3 separate regions of the Mus musculus genome follow, and all the other regions are linked to region 1. A link is a loop called in an ENCODE intact Hi-C map of the cell type or tissue named here. Cell type or tissue: left cerebral cortex. All regions are shown on one strand.

What was found. Hi-C counts contacts between places; a loop is a spot of excess contacts. Peaks named below come from ENCODE experiments on the same cell type or tissue, not always from the same donor. Only the 100,000 strongest peaks of a DNase experiment are listed, where the experiment ranks them.
Region 2: a loop joins it to region 1, with 2.9 times the contacts of the local background. A loop is called at or near these places in 5 of 42 quality-filtered maps.
Region 3: a loop joins it to region 1, with 4 times the contacts of the local background. A loop is called at or near these places in 5 of 42 quality-filtered maps.

Annotation. Positions count from the first base shown.
Region 1 is chr13:52,341,043-52,349,042 of GRCm38, reverse strand. No RefSeq gene overlaps it. Among named protein-coding and RNA genes, the nearest start is that of Gm33116, 110 kb to the right of the region's middle. In left cerebral cortex, no CTCF peak of the experiment used is centred here; DNase peaks (open chromatin) are centred at 2,860 and 3,412; H3K27ac peaks cover 776 bases.
Region 2 is chr13:52,431,787-52,439,786 of GRCm38, reverse strand. No RefSeq gene overlaps it. Among named protein-coding and RNA genes, the nearest start is that of Diras2, 95 kb to the left of the region's middle. In left cerebral cortex, no CTCF peak of the experiment used is centred here; DNase peaks (open chromatin) are centred at 953, 2,824, 3,477 and 4,458; H3K27ac peaks cover 966 bases.
Region 3 is chr13:52,442,312-52,450,311 of GRCm38, reverse strand. No RefSeq gene overlaps it. Among named protein-coding and RNA genes, the nearest start is that of Diras2, 85 kb to the left of the region's middle. In left cerebral cortex, no CTCF peak of the experiment used is centred here; DNase peaks (open chromatin) are centred at 1,188, 3,323, 3,947 and 4,583; H3K27ac peaks cover 1,441 bases.

The sequences.
Region 1 (8,000 bases):
GAGAATCCTGGGGTGAGAGGCCTCTTAGGGAAAAGCCACATTGGAAACCCTGTTAGTCTCACTACCTCATCCTCCTATGTCCCACTCAGGCTGCCTTATAGTACAAGAGGACAGCAAGCTGCCAGGACACAGATGTAGCCCCACCCTCCACCCCCTTAGCTCCCCACAAAAGCTCATGATCTGAAGGCTTGGTCCTCAGCTTAGTGTTTTGAGAAGGAGCTAGAGCTGATGGTCTTAAAGAAGAAATAAAGACATGAAGTTAGGTGCATAGGAGGTGGAGGTGACCCAGGGGGAGTTGGGGGAGCTGATGAATGGCACTCATCCTGCAAACACTAGGAATTAGAATCTATTGAAATGCGCAGATGTGAACTTGTAGGGTTAATTTTAAGTCCAGAAATACAAACCCATTTATTCCTACATTTGGTGTTAGATAAAACTTTCATTTGAAACCACAAAAGGGCAGGAAAAGTGGATTCTTGATAAATGGTGCCCATGTCATTGTGAACCAGCTAGGACTGTTTGGATATGCACAATGAAAGGAACTACAGAAAGGGCAGACCTGGAAGTGGTGGGGCTGCAGATCTCTCTGCCACAGAAACTACCCTGCATCCTATGGTCTGGATATCTCTGTGCACCAAGTTCATATAGTGACGCCCAATTCCCAATGTGGTGGTATTAAGGAGGACAGAGCTTCAGGAGGCAATGATGTTGTGAGGGCTCCCCATCTTAGAAGAAGCTTAAGAACCTTGCTCACCTCACACGCCATGTGATAAGATAGCAGGTGCCATCTCTGAGGCAGATAGAAAGCCTCGGTCTGCTGCTGACCTGGTCCTGGACTTCACTATCTCTAGAACTGAGAAATATAGATTGCTGTTGCTTACCCAGTCCAGGGTGTCTTTATGCAGCAGTTCAAATGGACCTAAGCAATTTATGAACCTGAAAAGAAAGAGGGGTGTGCAATGGACTGGGATAATGCATAGTTGCCCCCTTGTAGACCTCGCCAAAGGCACTGTGCACTTCTAGGATTCTCATCTGATTTCTGTGCCCCTGTCCTCCTAATGAAACCACCTAATATTCCCCCACCTTTCATCTCCTTCCTGCCTGCTCTGTCCTTGTCACCATCCAGCAGGGAAATCAGCATCAGCCTCGAGGGACATCTATGCTGACAAGCTCTGGGACCTTAACTCCTCTGCCCATCTGCCTTGGCAGACCCAACAATCATCAGCATTCATGTGCCTGCCTTATGTGATTATCTAAGCCCCTCCAACTTCTTGGACTCCCGGCAGCTGCTCTCTGCCAGGCTTCTTAGCCTCTTACTCTGTGACAAGAGTCAAAGATGCTGGAGGATGCTGGAGAGATCAAAGCATTTTGCAGAAGACTGGCTCATTTAATCTTTGGTTCCTGGCTCTTGAAGCTCTCCTACTTAGTCTTGGTGAGGTTACAGGTCTACTACCGACTTCCTTGTTCTCTGGTGGATTGATTCTTTGCAAGGTTGATAGGCTAGAAATACATGGCTTTCTGTAGATGAAAGTGATATTTTATAAAAATGTAACAAATTCTGTTATCTCACTGCGCTGCTCTGGATCCGTGTTGAATTTGAGACTGCATCACACAAATGCCACAGCATCACAATGACAGCTGGCGCTTTCACTTTGCCTAATTTTGGTGACACTTCAGCACATTAGGTCAAACTACATCTCTTAAATGAGAGCACTCTCTGGGTGCCTGGGAGCCTTGTTCCACATTGCAATAAAGTTTGATTAAAGCATCCTTCATGTAAGGGACTTGAATTTCTTCTGTGCAACAATATGTGATATGTATATAAAAAGATAAAGAGATATAAGATATGTTCTATGGGGGTATGGTAAGGTATGGGGGAAGGGGGTGTCTCAGAGGGTCCATGCTGTGGCATCCCTTCCCCCTGAGGGACCAGCCACGCAATGGATTGTATAGTATAGACTAGAGTTTATTCAGGGCATGGGGAGGGGAGTTAAGAGGGTAGTAGAGTCAGAGAAAGGCAGAGAGAGAGGGGTGGGGAAGGGAAGGGAAGGGAAGGGAAGGGAAGGGAAGGGAAGGGAAGGGAAGGGAAGGGAAGGGAAGGGAAGGGAAAGGGAAAGGGAAAGGGAAGGGAAGGGAAGGGAAGGGAAAGGAAGGGAAGGGAAAGGAAAGGAAGGGAGAGGATGGGAAGGGAAAGGAAAGGAAGGGAGAGGATGGGAAAGGGAGGAGGGAAGGGAAGAGCCCAAGAGAGCAAGAGAGATGCAGGAGGGAAGCAAGAGTAAGAGAGCAAGAGAGAGAGGAGGGGGCAAGCAGTCCCTTTTATAGTGGGCCAGGCCTCCTTGGCTATACCAGGTAATTGTGGGGTGGAGTTTAGACAGAATGCTAACAGTATGCAGGGTGATAATTTCATGTGTGTGTGTGTGTGTGTGTATGTATGTATGTGTACATGTAAGTTTGCGTACATGTGGTTACCATCAGAGAAGAAGAGAGCATTCTGGAGCCTGGATCTAGAGTGATAGATGACAGTGAGCCGTCCAACAGGAATGCTGGAAACCGAAATTAGATCCTCTGAAAGAGCTGCAAGTGCTCTTGACTATTGAGCCAGCTCACAGCCCCAAAGGCTAGGAATCTCTAAACACGCCCTCCACATACATCTACAGACCTGCACACATGTGCCCACGAAATTGCAACTTAACCACTAGCAGTGATTTTTTTTTTAATGTGAGGAAGTTTGTTACTATCGTCCTTTTTGAATAACATATTCAATCACCATATTTAAGCAAAATTTAAAGGTTGATTTTGCTATGCCATCTGTCCATACAGCTCTGAATAAGCCTAGTTGTTTGGCGAATCTTTAAATACAGATTACTTTAAATGTAGAGCCTCTCTTAGGGCTCACTCATTTTTCTGGGGTTTCCACCCACATGAATTTTCTTATCCTATTCTAGAGAGCAAGGCACACAATTTGCCTCCCGTGGTGTGATCGTCTCTTTCCTACACTTTTCTTCACCCAGGTGGAGGGCCCAGCCTGAAGCTGGTTTTATCCATTATGTTGCACCCTCTCTCCCAAACACTTCGCTTCACAAAACCTTTTAAAGAGCTGTCCAGCACGGCCAGGGAGATGGCAACATCCGGTCCTCAAGCTGAGTCAAGAATGACTGGCCAAGAAAATCTTGGCAGTACCATGGTGAGAGCGACCACAGAGTCCTCTTGCCCAAGAAAAAGCCTCCAAGCAAAGTTAATCGTTTCCTTGCTTGTAGCAGGGGCCGAGTGTTTAGACAACACAATGGGAGGGGCTTCCAAGTCATCTGACTGGAGTTAACGGAGTGATGCAGAGACAAGAAGTGTAATGCCTTGCTTCCAAAGACTTGAGTTGGGAGGGGGGAAAAAGACCTTTTGGCGACTTAAGAAACACTGGGCTAAGAATAGCATTTTTATCCAACCTAAGAGAAGTTAAAACAGCTCCAAGGAAGCAGATAATAGCAGCTGCTGCCTGGAACAGTGAATGAGCTCGAGCTCTGACGAACGCCTCTGCATGCGTTAGGAGCACAGAGATCTTAGGAAACACAAGGTGTTTAAAGACCAGGCTAGATCCTCCTAAGATAAGAGGGGAACCGTCTCCAATAGAGCCCACCTTATTTGCCACAGATCCCCTGTGGGAGGGTCCATCAAAGAACCACATCGGCATCATGAAAAACCGTATAGTCTAAGTGACTGTGCCTTCCAGTGCGACAGGATAACTAACAATTGCTCCTCTGTCCCTCACCAGCATGGCTTCCGGTGGGAAGGAAGAGTCTCTGTCACCTTCAGCATCACAGCATAGAATAATGAATGGTGACATGAACAGGTAGCCACTGAAATCTTTGCAGATACTATTCAATGTGCCTGTCAGAGCACCAGCGAGCCATAGTAAAATACACAACCACCAGTTGGTCATTCTGGCCAATGCCAAGTTATTTTGGTGAGTCATAGTGGTGATGTCATTTAAACATTCCAAGCCCCTGTTCACAATGAAGGTAGCCAGAGGAGAAGTGCTCATTGGTGAGCATTCTGCCAAATATCAGAACATGCAACAGGAAGCCACCATAGGAACCAGGCTGGCTACCTGAACCCAAAGCATTGAGTGTAGAAGGCTCTGCTGCTTGGAAACGCATGTGCACGCACACACACTCTCACACACACACAGACACACACACACAGACACAGACAGAAGGTGGAACATTTAAGTGACATTGGTTGGTCTTTTGGGGTTCAAGAACGCTTCCTGGCACAACATTACCAAATAAACAGCTACATGAGTTTCAGCCGAGCAGGGTTGGGACACTGATCTGCAGGTTTCAGGTGCTCTCTGATGGCATCCTTAGCTTTTGGATTAGTGAAATCTAGATCTGCTAAAGATGCCTAGATCTGCTAAAGATGTGTTGTAAGGTCTTGATAGTTACAAGGGTATTAGTCACACATGGTGTGGGCAGGGAATGGCTGGAACTAAGAGTGGCCCAAGGTAACTTGGCTCTGGATTGCACAATCTACTCTCCACCATTTCTCATTTGCTCATTTGGCTTTGTGGAATCCTTAACAGGTTTTCTCCCTCCCCCTCCCCTCCCTTCCCCCTCCCCGTCCTCCTCCCCCTGCCCCTCCCCATCCCTCTCTTCTCCATTTCCCTTTCCCTCCTCCTCTTTTCTTCTTCTTCTTCTTCTTCTTCTTCTTCTTCTTCTTCTTCTTCTTCTTCTTCTTCTTCTTCTTCTTCTTCTTCTTCTTCTTCTTCTTCCTCTTCCTCTTCCTCTTCCTCTTCCTCTTCCTCTTCCTCTTCCTCTTCCTCTTCCTCTTCCTCTTCCTCTTCCTCTCCTCCTTCTCCTTCTCCTTCTCCTCCTCCTCCTCTTTCTCCTCCTTCTCCTCCTCCTCTTTCTCCTCCTCCTCCTCTTTCTCCTTCTTCTCCTCATTCTCCTCCTCCTCCTCCTCCTCCTCCTCCTCCTCCTCCTCCTCCTCCTCCTCCTTCTCCTTCTTCTTCTTTGCTCCTGGGAACTTCACATATCACAACGAATGCAAGTTGGAGGATGCTACAGTAGAAGTAGTACAAGTGCTTGCTGTGTGTTGGGAACCTTCCAGAAGGTGTACATGGGCTATTTTATCCAAACCTCATCACTACTCATTATGCTACATGCTTCCAGCAACTCACAGATGAGGGAAGGAAGGCTAAGTTAGGTACATTCCGGGTAACCATCAGTTATAATTATGGAGACTTAAAAGCAGGTAGCCCTAAAATGCCTGGTACACTCCAGCTTTCAAATGGTACCTACACATCCCCCCCCCCCCGCCCAACCTGACTTTTTTCTCAAATCCAGAATACAAAACCAAAACCAAAAATGAATATACCAAAATATTTGTACAAATGAAGGTGAGAGTAATTTATTCATTTGTCCCGAACTTGTGGGAAGGTCCATATCTATATCTTTCAAATAGGAAGTTTGTAATTATTGCCCAATGATGGAAAAATACAACATATTTATTTTGTTTCTAAAAAAGATTTACCACATACCTGTCCTGTTAATTGCATTTATTCAAATATATATATGAATATAAACAAAGAAAGAACAAAATTTATGTAACATTATACTCTCAGTAGTAAAATTAGTAACCCCAGCAATAAATAAAATAGCAATAAAGTATGTATTATGTAGCTCCTGGGCAGCTGTGGTGGATGAGTCAGAGGAAATACGACCTGTTGTTTAGGTAAAAGCAGCCGCTGTGGGTGCTGAGCAGAGGTGTAATTAGAAGGGACTCTCATACCTCCCGTTCAAATCCCCTTCCTCCAGCTGTTATTAGGTTAAATACATGTTTCACCAAAACAAGTCAGTAAATCAAGGCCATAATCAATGAACAACTGAAGTCAAATACACAGCCGTCACAGATGGCTCCATTGATCAAGTTACAAAATTATCAATCACACTGCTTGTTAAATTTTTTTTCAACAATTTTTTTAGTTATGTGGACATGTGTGTAACTATTGTGCACATGAGTGTTACGTGCACACGTGTGTGACGATGGATTGTGCACACAAGCGAAGTGCCCAAGAAGGCCAGAAGAGGACATTGGATCCCCTGGAGCTGGAGTTATAGGCAATTGTGAGCCACCGTCAAACTCAGATCTCCCGGAAGAGGACAAACTCCTAACCACTGAGCCATCTCTCCAGCCCTTATTTCAAAGTGTCTTAGTGCACCCATAATGCACTGCACATCTTGTTTACCCCCCTGTGTCCACCCAACTCTGGGCCGCAACCCTGAAAGATGCCAAGGCAAAGGGAATCTTGGGAGTGAAGAATCCTTGAAATGCTGCGGATGCTGAAAAGCTGCATTTGAACAGCTGTTTCTTCTAAAGGCCTGTGAGTCTCTGGGCTCACGAGAAATTAGCTGATGCTTCATAAGTACAGAAGTGGTGTTAGTGACTTGCAGGTGACATGTAGCTCAAAGGCAATATGGGGGTGGAGTGGATGGGGAAGCAGAATGCCAACCCAGAAAAACAAAACAAAACAAAACAAAACAAAGGTCATTGTTTATTCAGAAGTCAGGTTTGTCGTTTGATGTGGCTCATCCTCCCCTGAGTCCGCCTTTGGGCCTAGAGAAGGGAATGGAAACTCAAGTAGACGGAGCCTTATCTGCAGGCCTGAGGTCCTGATGTCAGAGGCTCATGCTCTGAACCTGAGAACACCTGTACCTGAGGGATCCAGGGCCCTCGGTGATGTGCATCCAGGAGAGATGGCGCTACTATGTCCTATGGAGTTCAGCACGGAGAAGTGGCAGGCAGTACACACTCAAACTGCAACCCATCAACCCACATCACACAGAGAGGCCATGTTAGATGCCTGCAATGCATGCTGGGCTAGCTGGCACTTGGCTGCTCATTTTGTTCTAAGCCGTCAAGCGTCTTCATAGAATTTAAAATGACAGGTGCAGCTCGGTTCTGTTTAACCACAGCACTTTCCTTTTCAAGCTCTCCTCACCGTGACTGTGGCCATGGACTTGCAAGCCAGAACGGCTTCTGGGAGCATTTTCTTTCCAGAGGTCCACTGACTACAAAAGCCTCCAGACGTCGGACTTCTCAAAATGTGGTTTGCTTCCTTCCTTCCTTCCTTCTTTCTTTCTTTCTTTCTTTCTTTCTTTCTTTCTTTCTTTCTTTCCTTCCTTCCTTCCTTCCTTCCTTCCTTCCTTCCTTCCTTTCTTTCTTTCTTTCTTTCTTTCTTTCTTTCTTTCTTTCTTTTTCTTCTGCCTTTGCTTTTGAAAAATATTTTCTAAAGAAGAGTTTAAGGATGAGTGGTTTTCCATTGTGTATATGTGTCTGCGTGAATGTTTGTGTATTTGTGTATTATGCTCATGCCTGTATGTGTACATGTGCAGTTTATATGTGTCTGCCTGTCTGTGTCTCTCTATCATCTATCTATCATCTATCTATCTATCTATCTATCTATCTATCTATCATCTATCTATTTCTCTATTTTTCTACTATCTATCTATCATCTATCTATTTCTCTATTTTTCTACTATCTATCTATCTATCTATCTATCTATCTATCTATCTATCTATCTATTTATCTATGCACATATGTGTGAGCTTGCTTGTGGGGACCAGAGACAAATGGTGTCTTCTTCAACCTGGTTTTTATTTTTTATTGTTTGTTTGTTGTTGTTGTTGTTGTTGTTGTTGTTTTAAGACAGGCTCTCTCTTGGAACCAGACCTTGAAGCTTGCTGATTCAGCTCAGCTGGCTGGCTAGTGAACCCCCATGATCCTCTTGTCTCTGCCTCCACAGTATCAGGCTCAGGCTCCCAGCTTCTTGGCATTGATCTAGGGATCAAGCTCAGGTCCCCATGCTTGGACACCAAGAACTTTCCTTATTGAGCTGTCTTCAAGCCATTAGTTTTTTTTCTCTCTCTCTATTGTATGGCGCCTGGGGAGATGGCTCAGTAGCTAAGAGCACTGGCTGCACAAGCTTGGGGACCAGAGTTCGCAT
Region 2 (8,000 bases), 91 kb before region 1:
GACTGGAGAGATGGCTCAGCAGTTATAAGATCTGAACACTGCTGCCCTTGCACAGGACCCCAGTTTGCTTCCTAGTGCCTACATCAGATGGCTGACACACTTCTGTGTCTATAGCTCTGGAGGACCTGACTCCCTCTTCTGGTCTTGAAGTATAACATGTGCATCTGCACACACACACACACACACACACACACACACACACACACACCTCACAATTTTTAAAATAGTAAATATTTTTAAAGCTGCAAACGAAGGGAAAAGTGCCAAATAACACTGACAAATCTTTAGCATTGATTTTTAGCCCCATATTTACAACCATAAAGAAGAAGAACATTTTTAGTAAAAATGATGAATAGGCATGCCGACTATCCATTTCCCTTCTAAAATGTAAAAAAATGATCTGAGAAATAGGGACACGTGACTGTCGCATTAGAGACAATTTTTGGGTCTGAAGATGATTTTGCCACTCCTAGGCAAAATCAATAGGGGAGTAACAAAACACAGCAAGCTAAGCAGAACCACAGAGCACATTTTCTCACCAGCTGTGTAAACGATTGTTAGCATAGAGGCAGGAAGAAATGAAAAAAAAAACGATTTTTTTTTCATCAAGGATTTTTCATCAAGGATATTTCATCAATACCCATGTTTGAGCAGAATTCCTAGAGCAGAAAAGATTATAAATAAACCATGGGTTTAAATAATGTGTCTCACGGGCAGCTGATAAGCTGGCATGGTATAAAAAGCCACAGAGTAATGAATGCCATTTTGAGAATCATGAACAATGTGCACACGGAGGTCCCCCGTTCCTGAAATCCAAACTCTGTATCACTGAGCGTCAGTCCTGGGGGAGGGGCACCCCAAAAGGTATTAAAGCAGCTGCCACTTTGTGCTCAGCAGTGTCTAGGAGCAGTGAAGCTACTGTGACATTGTTGGCAAACTCAGTGATGAAGGATGGCGTGGGTTATTGTGTGAGTCAGGGTTCTCTAGAGTCACAGAACTTATGGGTAGTCTCTATACAGTAAGGAAATTTGTTGATGACTTACAGTCTGTAATCCAACTCCCTACAATGGTCAGCAGCAGCTGTGAATGGAAGTTCAAGGATCTAGCAGTTGCTCAGTCCCACAAGGTAAGCAGGCAAAGGAGAGAAAGAGAGTCCATCTTCTTTATTCCAGTGTCCTTATGTAGGTCTCCAGCAGAAGGTGTGGCCCATATTAAAGATGTGTGCCACTACGTCTTTAATCCCCAATGACCTTGAACTTAGAGATCTTCCTGTCTTAATCTTGTGGAATTCATAGCCACTATGCCTCAAGATCTCTATGCCAAGATCCAGGTCAGAAACTTGTATGTCCCAGCCTCCAGATTAGGATCACTGGTGAGCCTTCCAATTCTGGATTGTAGCTCATTCCAGATACAGTCAAGTTGACAACCAGGAATAGCCACTACAGCTATATATACTCTTCTGGGTGACCCCAAGGGAGTGCATGACCCAGAAAAGATGAGGAAATAGGTGTTTTTAGAAAAGTCTTGTTGTTTTTGATGTGTCATAGTTTCTGTTGGTGTAATAATATATTCAGAAAAGGCAACTTAAGAGAGTTAGCTCAGAGTCATAGGTGAGAGCCCATTATTACAGGTAAATCACAGAATGAGCCGCAAAGACTTGAGAGAACTGGTCACTTTACATCCACTAACCATTCAGAGACCAATGAACTACTGCATGCCCACTAGTACATAACTCCCTCTATATACTCACTCAGTTCAGGACCCCAGGCCCAGGGAATGGTGCCACTCACAATGGGCAAAACTTCCTACATTTAATATAATTAAGACAGTCCCTCACAGACATTTTCAGAGGCCCTACTTCCAGAAAATTCTAGATAGACAATTAAAAGTACCATCGCATGATAGTATTCAATAATTTCTGATTTATTTATTGGAAATTTGTATATCGAAACAAAAAAATTAGAATACATGTGCATAGTGGTTTTTTTTCCAGAATGTTACAATATTAAATATCACTCACAAGTTGTAAGAACATGAACCTTTCCAAAGGGGATAGTCAACAAGTACTTTATGCAGGATGCTACAGACAATTTCACAGAGATACAAAAGGCACCCTAATGTGGAAACACATTGCATACTATCAGATGTGATTTGAAATCCACAAAGAGTGAATTTAAGGAGCTCAGCAGTTAGTGCTGAGTCCAGTCCAGGCAAGGACTGGAGCTTAGTTCTCAGCACCCAAGTCAGGAAGCTCCAGGTTCAAGAATCTCACAGCTCTGCTGCCTCCTCAGACATCATTATACATGTGATGTGTGTGTGTGTGTGTGTGTGTGTGTGTGTGTGTGTGTCTGTGTGTGTGTGTGTGTCTGTGTGTGTGTGTGTGTGTGTCTGTGTGTGTGTGTGTGTCTGTGTATGTATGACAAAGGCACACAGACACACAGATTCACACAGACACATACACGCATACACACACTCAAACATGCAAATAAAAATTTTTAAAAGAATTTAAAGATCTTTATCAATTTAACAAGACTTCAGAGATTATTAATGCATCAGTAAGTGCCAAAGAACTTGTTAACCGTTTGTAGGCCTTCAAACAATTTTAAGTACAAGCGATGATATCAGGTTAAGCCACCTTGCGATCACTATAGTAGCAGAAGGTTTTTGTATTTAGGGTTTCCACACCCACTCACTTGGAAGGAAGCAGTTGCTTATTTAGAAGGTTTCTAACTCTGCATTGAGCTAAAGATGGCTGAAGTGTAGGAGGTGGTTGCTAAAATCAGCAAGAAAGAGAAGCAAGTGCAGTAAAAGAAGGGAATCTGAGATTCCATTTACCAGATGGGAACAAAATACCAAGTTACTAGAAATACATAGAATGCAGGATCTCGCGGACAGACGTCAGCAGTGAGCTGCTTCGAAGGCATCTCCCATCCTTTGGGTCTCGGCGCTAAAACCCTCTGTGTGGCAATGCTGCTGATGTGTGTTGTCACTGTCGCTTGCTGGATCAGATGAGAGGCTGCCTCTGTCCAGCAGTCCTTCCTCAGCTGACCACCCTAGCCTTGCCCTACAGTCTCTGCCTGAATTCTCTGTCACCACATGTCACACATGAAGAGATGCACTCCTCAAATGTGCATGCAAGATGGTAATGAGTAAAAAGAACACGCCTAGGCCTGTCTCAGTAAGTTCAGAAAGCCTAAGCCAAGTGAAACCTGGTGAGGAAGAAAGCAACTCCTATCTAGAGAAATAAAGATAAGGATTAAAACAGAGTTCGCAATAAAAATCACTGCAGCCAGGAGTGGGTAGATGGGGTAATTTTGCTATTTCTCTGTGGAGTCCTACAATTGTATAGCCACAAAACCGTGTCTTCCAGGGGGAGAAAAAGGATAGAGATCATCATCAAAATGAGAGAAGAGAGAGTCTCAGTATGGTTGCCTCATACAAACGTTAAGTTCCCAGATGAGTGCTTTGGGGGGTGGAGTGGTGGTGGGAGCAAATCAAACCCTTTAGAGGAGAGCTGAGAGTGGACCAGGAATGGTGGGGAAAGCTGTCCTCTGTCTCTTCTCCCTGTGCATGATGCTGCCTCACACTGACAAGAACACTCCGGAAGGCTGATTTACTGAGTAAGAAGAGGCCAGACTGAGATAGACACATAACTTTCCTGAATCCCAGTCTAGTACTTAAAAGACCCTTTTGTCTGTCACCTCCTATCGAGTCCCTGGGAAATGGCATGACTAAACGATTACCCAGAGCCAGTCAGAAACGTGGGGAAGAAGATGGACACACTGCCTGGTGTGTCCACAGAAAAAGTTGCTTTGTGCTACCATTGACAACCTCACCCCAAAATAGGACTTGCTAGAATTGGAAGTCAGCTGAGCTAGTGAACTGTAGGACTATAGATGTCCCTCACGTGCCATGGGGTGTCTTGGAAATGGAGTGTCTAGTCACAGTATCTCAGGGTCAGTGAGGGGCCACCAACCTTCAAGCCCTCGGAATAAGTTTAAAGCAAAGGTGATTGAACCCCTCATTGCGTAAGCGTGTACTGTGAATATAGAGACGATGGGGTCTGTAGTAGTAGTGAGTTATGAGAGAGCGGTAGAGTCCTAGTGAGAGGCCACTGAAGCAGTCTGGAGGTTCTCTCTCTACCATGTCCTGACCCAGGTGAGCACAGACTTCTTGAGTCTGTTGTTCCTGTTGTTAGGCAGTTTGAGTTTATAAAAGTTAAAACGTCATCCTGAAAGTTTGAGGTGAAGGGTTTTACAGCATCCCATGAGTCTGAATGTGTATTCTCCAGCAGGGAATCCTGTCTGGGGAGGTCACAAAACCCTAGGGCTGTGGAACACTGCAGGAGGATAACTGGGTAAGTAGATGCAGTAGGAGCCTGCCAAAGTCATGTGACTATCTTTTTTCAGATCCATCTTCCCAAGTCACAGCTCCTCCCATTGCCAAGCCTTCCCTGTTTTCTGAGAGCTGGAGAGAAGAGCAAGCCTTTCTCCCTTAAGCCTTATCTTTTGAAGATGTGCTCAAGGCAGTGACAAAGGCAATGCCGTCCCTGGTGCTTTGTAGGCTAAGTTAGGAGTGATCTCAGCATGTCTCTTCAGCAGAACAGCTTGAGGAGCATCGGCTGTCAGTGTTCTATTTGGCCTAGGAGTAAGATCTATTATTCAATCAGTTGGTCTTGGGATGTCCTTGTCAGGAAGATGGTATCACTCTTTCCATCTGGTCCTTATACTGATCTCTTTAGATGTTTTGTATCATACTGACTGCATGTCACCCCCAGATGTAGCGGCAGGAAGGCAGCAGGTGGTGTGTGTGTAATAGCCCCTAGATCAATCTGTTTTGTGAATCTAGTCATCACCTTCTCTCAAGACTGTCAGTCCTCTGGATTTCAAGTTTGCCCTAGGGTTTCCGTGCATCCTACTCATTTATTGATCTGTGTCTTCTCGATGGTAATTGGTCATGGGTTTCTTGGACTTATTTCATCCTTTCAAACCTCCAGCTCTTTGTTTCTTTGGGCTTTGTTTCGTCCTCTTAGAGTGCACTTATTTCCAATTCCAGTTTCTCTCATGCTTTGTCATAACATAACTGCTTTGGGGTTTGGGTTGGTCTTCTTATCTCTGACCCCAAGATTCATTATTAGGGTGTTTGAGAGAGCTATGGTTCTCATGGTGCAGGACCTGATTGCTTTAAACTTACCTCCTAAACCTGCCTTTTTATTTTTTATTTCTGGCATCACATGGAGGTGTCGTTCCCCACCCGAGAAGGTGGGGCACATAGAGGAGGAATGTCTATTCGTGGATATCTGGAATGCAGGTTTGCTACCAGTATCCATGGAAACAGGCTCCATCCTGTCCACCTCCATCATTGAGCACCCTGTATATGACTTGGGCCACATGGCAGAAGAAAACTTGCAAACTTGAGGGACTAATGGGCCCATTTCTCCTGTTGCTGAGGCCAACAGGAAAAAGGGTGCGGTCACATACCTACAGAAAGACAGTGTGTTTTTAAAGGTTCTGTCACTCGAAGGCCCTGCATGTCTCCCCATCCTCCCTTTCCCACTTAGGAGGTCAGGAAGCAAACTTGCCCTGCCCATGTTCCTGGTAAATGAAGAAGGAAGCAGCAAGGGTTCCTCTTGGTCCAGCTCACCTGGTTCATAAAGCTGCCGGATGTCAGCTGGTCTGGGAACTCTGCCCCACAGGATGATGGTGTAGAGTCTAAGATAGGAAGACTGGTATCTCCATCACCTTCAGTCACACAGACCTCAGTGCATTGTGGTTATTGGAGGACACCAATTGTGAATGATCCTGGGGCCACAGCGTGATGCCAAGGCTACTGAGAGCATCAACAGGACTAGAGGTATGAATGAGATTGACCTGCAGCCCAGTGAAAGAACACAGGATGCTATGGACTCTATTCACCCTCCTCAGTACAAAAACACCAAAAGTGAAAATGGCAGGGATATGTACTTTGAAGAAAAATCAACTGGTCTTACATCCAACAAGGACCAGCCCAGGGTGTGGTGAGGGTGGGGGGGTGGCCATGAGCCTCTAACAACAACAGAAGGGGCTAGAAGGGGTAAGGAGGCAGATTAGTCATTATTTAGCAGTTGCTACCTTACCTCCAAATAAAGACAACACAACCTCTGGGTCAGAGATGACAAGGCATGGAAAATGGAGTCTTCAGGGAAACGCAGTAGGGAAGGCAGTTTGCCGATGACACGCTGCACCCGTGTAGAGGACATGACCCTGAAGATGTCTGTGACCCTAGAAGGAGTGGTCTCGAGCATGCCCCATTATGTGGATTCTGAGAAGGGTGGGCTAGAAGCAGACAGTAGAGGATGTTGTCAGAGTCTGGGGAGGAAGTCAGGAAAGCTCAGTGAGAGGTTCAGATTGGAAGGATCGTGCAGAGAACTATGGAACCACAGGGCAGGCGGCTCTGTGCTAAGACCTTCCACGTCACACCACTAACAGTCTGCTTGCTTCTTTTCCAAGGTCTAAAGAACAGGTCCAGATCTATGGTTCCAGAACCAAGGGTCTATGTTTAGCCTGATGTGGTTTTTAAGCCACAGGAGGAAGCCAGGCTAAAACTTGAGGAAGCTGTGTGCCCCAAAACCTGTTGTTAGCTGTAGGACACCTCTGACAATCAGGGAATAAGCTCTGCAACCCCTCATCTCCCTGCAAAGTGAGCTCCGTTTAAATTAGCTCCCCAACTACTTACACTCATAGTTCCCACAGCACTACTGGCTGGATAGAAAAGTCAGCCATATTATGAACAGACAGCCATCAGCCTCTGATCTCCACATGATAGAACTGTTTCCCATGTGACCTGGGGTCTTCAACAGCATAACCTCTCGTTTCCATCAATATTCTCAATGGCCAGATGCAAAGAAGTGCGGGCATATTTCTCAATGAGAAGGTAAAGAGGCACAGGGAAGGGGGGGAGGGGAGGGGAGGGGAGGAGATGGGCAAGTGAACATGTCAAGAGAGAAGAGAAAAGCAGTAAGAAAGAGAGAAGGAAAGGGCATGAAGCTGGGGGAAGGAGGAGAGACTGTCCAAAGGAAATTCCTGTCTGACAGTCTAGAAGAAAGTGACTCACATGCTAGGTTGGTGCAGGAGCCATGGAGCAGGAGGACCAGGAACAAACTTCCCTTGAAAGGAGAGTTAGGGGCAGCAGAGAATGGGGACCCAGGTGGAGAAGACTGTGTGGTCTTGGTGGTTTGTCTTGGTGGTTGCGGTTTACACTAAATGCATCACTTGGATGCTGCCTGGGAGATTGGCTCCTGTTCTGGGATGCTGAGGCAGGGTGTGGCTGCAGAGAAGAGAAGCCACACCCTTCCTAGGAGCCTCTTCCCATGCCTGCTTTACCAGGTACTTGGGTTGTTCTGGTAACATTGTGTCTCTGACTTACCAGCTTCCTTCCTCCAGGCAGCCATAGTGATGTCTTCCTTCCTGCGGAGTCCCAATATTTGTGTTATTATTCACACCCCCAGAGACTGATTGGTTGATTTTAATTGACTAGAATTACCTTTTTTTTTTTTTTTTTTTTTTTTTGTCTACTGTGACTAGGTGAGCAGAACTTTGCCTAGTTTGGAACATTACTGCCGAGACAAGGCCAGCAGCAGCCTCGGGACTCATTTGTACCCAGTGTCTGCTCTCTCACGGTCAGGACTGGAGAGAAACCTAATTTCCATGGAGCTGTAGATGTCAGCCATGGTGCTATGAGGAGCCTAGCTGAGTGAGGTGTCTGAAGTGCCCTCCTAGGCACACTCCAGGTAGTGAGGGGCTCTCTGAGTCAGCAGGGACTGCCCAGTGACAGGGAATACAAGGGGCTAATCTGTGGGACCATTCAGAGGAGTAGTTGAGTTCACCAAGAATCTCCTGGTGGTAGAAGATAAATTTCTGATGCCTGGTTTTGATGCACCATATTAATAGGATTGAACTTTTTCCTTCGCAGAAGCTGCTGATCTTGGGAGGTTGGGAATATGGGCCTTAGAAGCAGTTTAT
Region 3 (8,000 bases), 100 kb before region 1:
TATGTGTGTATTTATGTGTGTATGTGCGCACTCACACATGCAAGAGAGGGGACAGAGAGAGAGAGAGACAGCACGCAAATGAGAAGTGAGACCATGAGAAGGAAAAGGATCTCAAGGTGGGGATGGGACCCAGTAGGATACGGATGATATGATGATAGAGGGGGGCTTTGAGACAGAAAAGGGACCACCAAGAGAAACACTCTGTGATGGGAGGGTGTTTGGGGGGAGATTGATAGGAACAGTGTGCTTGAAGTTGACATAATGAGAGCTGTAGTGGTGGCTCAGTGGTTAAGGCTACTTATTGCTTTTGCAGAGGGCGTGAATAAGGATCCAGCATCCAAATGGTGGCTTATAACCATCTATACATCTAGTTCCAGGAAATCTGCAGCCCACTTCTGGTGTCCATGGGCACTGGGCATATATGCGTGGTATACAAACACGCATGCAGCAAAACACAAATATGTATAAAATAAAAATAATAAATAATTCTTTAAAAAGAAATGGCTGAAATGAAACACATTACTTTGCATGTTAGATGAAGGGGAAAACCCTAAAACAGAAGAAAAAGGAAAAGCAACAACAAATAAGCAAACAAACAAAAAAACAAAAAGCCAAAAATTTATTTAAAAAAAACCCCTAAAATATACAAAAAAAAGTAACAACAAACCACAAACACAGACCCACAGCCAAAAACACGAATTACTGGAAAAGATTTAAAGAAACTGGAACAATAGTAAACAAAAAATTAAGTTGAGGCAAGTCTGTGTTGTACAACAGGGAGGAGACCCTCATCCTTTGGTATAAAGCGCTGGAGTGTTGGACCTGGCAACAGCCACTTGGAGTTTTATTGTAGGGTTTGATTTTTCAACCCTTATAAATCTGTAGAGTTTTAAAGAAAAATTTAAAGGCAACAGATTACTAAGAAGCCCGTCTACATGTCTCAGTTAAATCGTTTACTACGCATGTTAAAAAAAATTCGCTAATTCTTTTCAAAAAGTGTGAAATGGGGCAGGCAAGATGACTTGTTGGGTAAAAACCACTTGATGTGCAAGCTTGACAGCCTGAGTTCGGTCCCCAGAACTCGTATGAAGGTGATGGAGAGAGCAGACCACAGGCGGAGTGAGGGACGCACACAGCTCCGGAACCTTAGTGTAGCGGGCTGTTTGTTGGGACTGGAGCTCTGGTTATCTGCAGTGAGTCACACGCACGTGTGAAATCATCCTCTTCCTGGCCACCGTCCTAGAAGACTTCACTTCTGCATAGGCAAAAAATGCAAATGTGCCCTTCATTTAAATACTGTGAACTTTAATGAAATTTGAGGATGTACATGCAAAACAGCAGAACTTAAATTCGATTATTGAAACGTTTCATATCTGTGACATGGTTTTTAACTTGTTACAGGTATTACTGGACATGGGAAGGAGAGGCATTTTTTTTATTTTATTGAAATTTCTAACGTTTATATTATTAGTCTGATTAATATACCTTAACTAGAGACATTTAAAAGTGTTAATGTGGTGTTTATTCGTTCCTGGACATTTGTAGAGGTTCAAAGGACAAAATGCCCCTCCAACATGGCTCTTCCTGCTGTCCCAGGAACCCACTACCGCTTTCCTATGTTCTGGCTCCCACATGTGTTGCCTACTGGGGTGGGCTGGTTGGAAAAAGCAGCCTAATGTTTGATTCTTTCAGAACAGTCTATTCAGTGATGCTGTCAAAGAAAAAAAAATACTCCTGCATTTGCTAATATGGTGGTGTGGTTTGAATGTGATGTGTCCTTCAACAGTGTTTGAACTCTTGATCCCTGGGTAGAGTGCCCTTTTGGAAGGTCATGGAACTTTTAGTAGGTAGAAACGAGTCACTGGGTAGTGTGGGCCCTGACATTTTATAGCCTCTCTCCCTGTATGCTGCTCCCTGTCTCTGCTTCCTGACTATCTACACAGTGCATCCAGTTGCCCCATGCTCCTTCTGCTATGCCTTCCCTACCATACTGGACTATACCACCAAACTTGGAGCCAGAATTAACTCCCCCTTAAGTAGGTTTTTGTCAGTTGGTCATAGCACTGTGGGAAATAAGTACTGCAGACAGCAAGGATGATGTCATTCAGTCTGCAGTCGGGGCCAAGCTATGGCCGTAGTGGAGAAAGCTGAGTAGCAGAGACAGACAACAGCCAAGGGTGTGGAAGGAGGGCCGCCAGCGGATGAAAAATTACTGAGAGGAGACACCAGGAATAGCGGTTCTATCAACTGAATGATTGGGATTTTCAAAATCACGAGAGCATGAGCAGGAATTATGACTGTCCTGGCAAGAAGGATATTTTACAGGGAGATGCTGATAATACCAGACTATGGGCATAACACACTTCAAAGAGTTAAATTCTCCCAGGAATCTCATGCGGAGGACCCCCATAAAAGATAGGCTGCAGCCAAGACAATGGTGGGTGGGACCAAGGTCGCTAAGTTATTCATACTTCTGCCTCTGTGTTTAAACCCAAACCTCAGGACAAGACCTTAAAGATGGCGGTGGGACTCGCTGGGCCTCCTTATTTGTTTGTAGTCACGTAGATAACACATTCTTCGAAGCTTCTATTTAGTTTCTTCCTTTTGTGCTCATGCGTCGGTTTTGATTTTATGATTTTTGTTTTAAACCGTAGATACATTGCAGAGCCAAATGGGAAGGTGTGACTTTCCTTCTCTCTGCGTGCAGAAGGAGGAAAAGGAAATGGATGTAGTTGAGCAGATAGCACTGATGGAGAGCAGGTAGGTCCACACGGATCAGTGTTGTGGGTCCTTCCGAGGGAAAGGGATACATTCACTGTAGCATGAAGGTGTTTCTAGCCTGAGGAGCAGAGCCTGCACATCCACAGCGAAAGCCACAATCTCCTCAAATTAATAAAAAAATACAACGGCACAGGGTTATAAATTTTAAAAATGTAAAATATTAGGTTTAAATTTTTTAAAAAATGTGTGTATGCATGTGCATGTGTGCATGTGTGTGCATATGTGTATATGTGTGGGCCTTTGTATTTGCACATGTGAGTGCATATTGCATGCATGTCTGTGTGTATTCATGTGTGTGCATGTGTGTATGTGTATCTATATGCTTATGCATGCACGTGTGTGCATGTGGGTATGTGTGTGGGTGTGCATGCATGTTTCTGTGTGTGCATGTATGTGCACATGTGCATGTGTATGCATGTGTGTGCATGTATGCCATAGCATAACTCAATGGGCTGTGGCTATGGATCTATGGCTCAGTTAATGGAGGGTTTGCCTTAGATTTCACAAGGCATGGGCTTGAACCTTAGCATCACATACACCACGTATGGTGACTCATGACAGTAATCTTAGCACTTGAGAGGCAGAGCTATGAGAATTAGATGTTCATACGTTCACAGTCATCCTCAGTTACATAGAGAGTGGGAGACCAGTTGCAGATATATGATAGCTTTTCTCAAAACAAACCAAAAATAAAAACAACCCTGATTCCCCTTCCCATCCCCATGCAAACCAAACTACAACAAGGAAACCCGTAACACAGAGGGGAGGGCCAAAAGAAGCCTGGACCCCCGTCATCCTAAGAAAAAAGTAATTCCACTTATATGCTACAGTAGCTGCAGTAACATTGCCAAGACACCAGACATCAATGCAGGGAAGCTTCTCTCAGAGAAGTCAGATGTGAGTGTCTAACACAGGGAGGAGTTCAAGTAGGTCACATGTATTGGGTTGCCTGCTTAAAGCAGGTCTCCTCTGGCCCAACTCTTGGTGTTTTCAGGAGGAGGGAGGGGTGAGGGAGGGCTCCCTTTGGACTCAACTCCTATTTTTGTAAAGCATTAATCCTGTTCATGAGGGCTTCACTCTCTCAGTCTAGTCGGGCTCGAATCCCAGCTTCAGAAAGCATCACCACCGAGAATTTCAATTTGGAAACATTTGCAACGGGGACCTGAATGTCAATCACAGCGGTAACCATTGTGTGTGGTTTGCAGAAAGAAGGCTTGAATCTAGGTTCCAGTGGTAAAGGTGTGTGGCTCACAGAGGAAGCAATGGAGAGTGTTTGGAAATGAAATTCAGGCAAAAATCCCTGGCAGCAGCTCTGTCCTGCACCCAGAGGTCAGCAAGAAAGTCTGGAGGAGGGATGAGGCTCTGGTGGTCCAGTGTTCACTTAGCCTGCAGGGAAACAAACTCTGCATCCCCATACTGGATAAACCCGGACTGGTGAATCTCAGAAATCCCGAGCAGGGGGCAGGAGGATCAAGAGTTTAAGTCAATCCTGGTTAAATAAGAGGCTCAAATCAGCTTGGGATACATGAGATTCTGACCTAGAGAGAGAGAGAGAGAGAGAGAGAGAGAGAGAGAGAGAGAGAGAGAGAGAGGAGGGAAAGAGGGAGGGAGGAGAGAAGGAGGGAGGGAGGAGGGATAAGGGATAAGGGATGAGGGAGAGCATAAAGCAGCCTCCTGAGTAGTTGCTGGAGCTCAGAGGGAACCACTAGACCTAAAAATAAGGACCAAACCGAGAGAAGCCCGGGGGCGGTGGGGGGAGAGGGAGGAAGTGGAAGACTGGTAATTTTCTCTTAGTCATAACGGAGCCAACAGATGCTCCGTGAGAGCGCTAGATTCAGAAAGAGGAGTGAGTATAACACGAAGAATTATAAAAAGAACGGCTACAAAAGCAGAATCCATGACTCCCAGAGTCCCCACGGGAGAACCGCAGCTCACACAGCCACACAACACCAACTGAAATAGCTAGTCTAGGTGGGCAGAAGGCAGAAAATAGTGGGGTCTCAGGATGGGGTGATATGTCAAGTCAACTTAGGCGCTCTGTGGCTGAGTAAAATAGAATCATCTCATCTATTAAAAAATACATGATAAAGGAAGCCTGATGGGAAAAAAATGAAGTCAGTAAAAGAGGTAAAAGTAAGGATCATACAATATTTCCCTGGGTGGGGGAGGGGAGCAGACAAGAGGCTCAGGAAAATCAAAACATGGACACATGGGGCTGGGAGATAGCTCAGTGGTTAAGGGCAATGACTCCTTTTCCACAGGATCGGGGTTCAATTCCTAACACCTATATGGTGGCTCACAGCCATTTGTTGTTGAGGAAAGTAGTGATTTACAAGCAAAGATCCTAAAGGCTCAGCAGGCTCCAAAACGAAGACAGTTTTCATAGATGGAAAAGGGAGAGACAAGAGAGAGGGGGAGCTTTGCTTACCCCAAATCTGCATCCATGGAGTTTGTCACCCACCCATCTAGTTATCCCTCTCCGTCCAAAGAATGGGAGGGGCAGGAGGTTTCTGTTGGATTTTCTCGTCCATCTTTCCCGAGTCTTACCTGTGAACAGTCCCATATAGGCATCCACTAAGAGTGCTGTTGACATGCAAGTGAAACTTAAGGTATCGGTGTGATAACCATCAGGTTCTGGTTGTGGCAGTGGGTAGTTCAAGAGGACAGAAGTACAGATTACCGGAAACTCCGGTGTTTTAGCCCTGGAAAGATGGACAAGGAGGCAACACGGTGGGATCCCAGAGGGGAGTTCAAGACCCGCCTCTTGCCCGAGCTAGTATCTCGCCGGCAAGAATTCACTCGGACAACCGGATCCTTCTACGGCAAAGCTTTTATTGCTTCAACATAAGGAAGACCCCGAACCCGGAAAATGGTGCTGCTTATATAGCCCGCAGAGTGACGTTTCAGCACCTGATGTGGCGTGACAGCACCTGATTAGTTGCTTGCCCATCACCCCATTACTACGCCCCGAGATGGACAGTGACTGGGCGTGAATTTACTCTTGCACTTGCGCATAAGGCTTGTTTACTAGTTAGGCGCAGTGGAAGCCAGCGCCGTCTTATAATGGCGATTGCTCAAGGCACAGCTCTCCACACCCGCCACCAGAGACAGACAGCATGACGGCAGGGTGTCTCCAAAGACAACCAGAGCCCAAGTGCTAGAAGGTGGTTCCATCCTTTTATCCCTTGAAGGTGGGTGGTGAGGGCAGGCTTCACAGCCAGAGTCTGCAGCCAGGCTCTCTGGGTGGGAGGCAGGGAAAGAAGTGGGGAGCCGTAAGTAAGTGACTGGTGCCTCTACCTCCCCATAAATACCTTCTGATTTTACCTCACATCCCAGGTGAGAAATTCTGTCTGCCATGCCTGTCAGCATCTGTGGAAGGGGCATACTCCTCCAGTGCCTGTCAGCATCTGTAGGAGGGGTGGGCTCCTCCAGTGCCTGTCATTAGCAGTGACTAGATTCTGAGGTGCTGTCCTGTTCTTACCATTAGTCAGTGGGAGAAGAGTACTTTCTCAGCACCTGGAAACCTCTTGGAGTTGCTCTTCTTTCTCATATGGGTTTAACTGGGCCTGACTATCACCATCTCGAGCTGAACCGCTGCTATTGCCCTGGGTGGCCCTGATTTCTTTTTGGTTTTCCAGCATATTGTAAATAAAGCTAACCTCACAGCTAGGATACTGACTGGGCCAATCCTCTGTAGAGCTTGTGCAGCCAGCAATGACTGCTGTGTGTTCATGAGTGTGATGGCCTTGTCATGCCCAGATGACACTACCACATAACCTGCCCCCCGATCTCTGGCTTTTACTGGCTTTCCCTGTTTTTCTCTGTTATGGTCCTGGAGCCTTGTGGAGGAGTGATACAGAGCTTCATTTAGGATTGAAGACTTGTCAGTCACCATTCTCTGGCATGTATTATTATTATTTTTTTTTTTTACTAACTTCATCTCTGAGTGTAGCAATCATTCTTCAAATATCCAAGGATATAATAGTTTAAAGTAACTACAAATTCAATACATTGCATGATTTTTTTTTCTACCAGGAATTTAGGCAATGCTCTGTTTGGTAGTTCATTCAGCTCATGTGATATGGTGTGATGTGATGTGTGTACACGCGTGCGCCAACATTTACCACATCACTGGTACCCCAATTTAGGTGATGTCTGAGTCTACTTTGTTTTGACACCAAAAAAAAAAAAAATGATCTGAGACTGAATGGTTTTATAAAGAAAATAGGCTACTGAGTTCAAAATTCTGGGAGTTAAAGGTCCAAGTTCAGGTTTCCTCATCAGGTTGGTCATGAAGGTTTTCTGAGAACCTTACTTATCACACAGCAGGAAGATGCTGAAGAAGCAGCAAGTACCGTGATGTCTGGTACTGGCCGACATGTTGACAGGATCTAGAAGCACCCAGGAGACAAACCTCTGGACATGCCTGTGAGGTAGTTAACTGAGGTAAGACTCGAGGTGAATATGGGTGGTACCATCCTGTGGGCTAGAGTCCTGAAGTGAGTACAAGGAGAGAGGGGGCTAAGCACCAGTATTTGTCTCTTTGCTTCCTGACTGTAGATGCAATGTGACCAGCTGCCCCAAGCTTGTGCCAGCCACCATGCCTTCTTCCATGGGTAGATGAGTGCCTGTGATTGTGAGCCAAAGAAAACCCCTCTATCTTTATCTTGCCCTTGTCAGTCATTTTGTTACATTGATGAGATAAACAATACATACACATGGTAAGAGGGGGAGCAAGAGAGCCAGTGATGGGAACCCATCTTGCTTTCCAAGCCCCACTTACACCCAGAATGGTCCCAAGGTACCCGATCCCTCTGCACAAGATGGGCGTTGATCTCCTCCAAGGTTGATACTCCAAATGACCTCACCAGTCCCCAATTGGCCTCCTCCTGGTGCTGCTACACTTGGACCAAGCTCCCAAGAAATGGCACTTTGAGGGATATATTTGACAAACCGTGGTAGCTGACACTTGTTGGCAGCTCCTTAAGACATGCATGCACTCTGAGAGTTCATCCGTGACCCCTTCCAGGATCCAGGAAGCGTTCAGCATTTCTCTGCTAAAATAAAGTCTTCCCTTTCTGCTAGGCCTCATGAAGAAAACCTATGTCCTCTTAAGCTGGCCACAATCTCCACCATCATAGAATGGCAGTCTGTAGGACATATTCATACACTGTGTGTCCTGATCCTACATTATCCTCAAGTTCTCCAAGCAAGCAGCA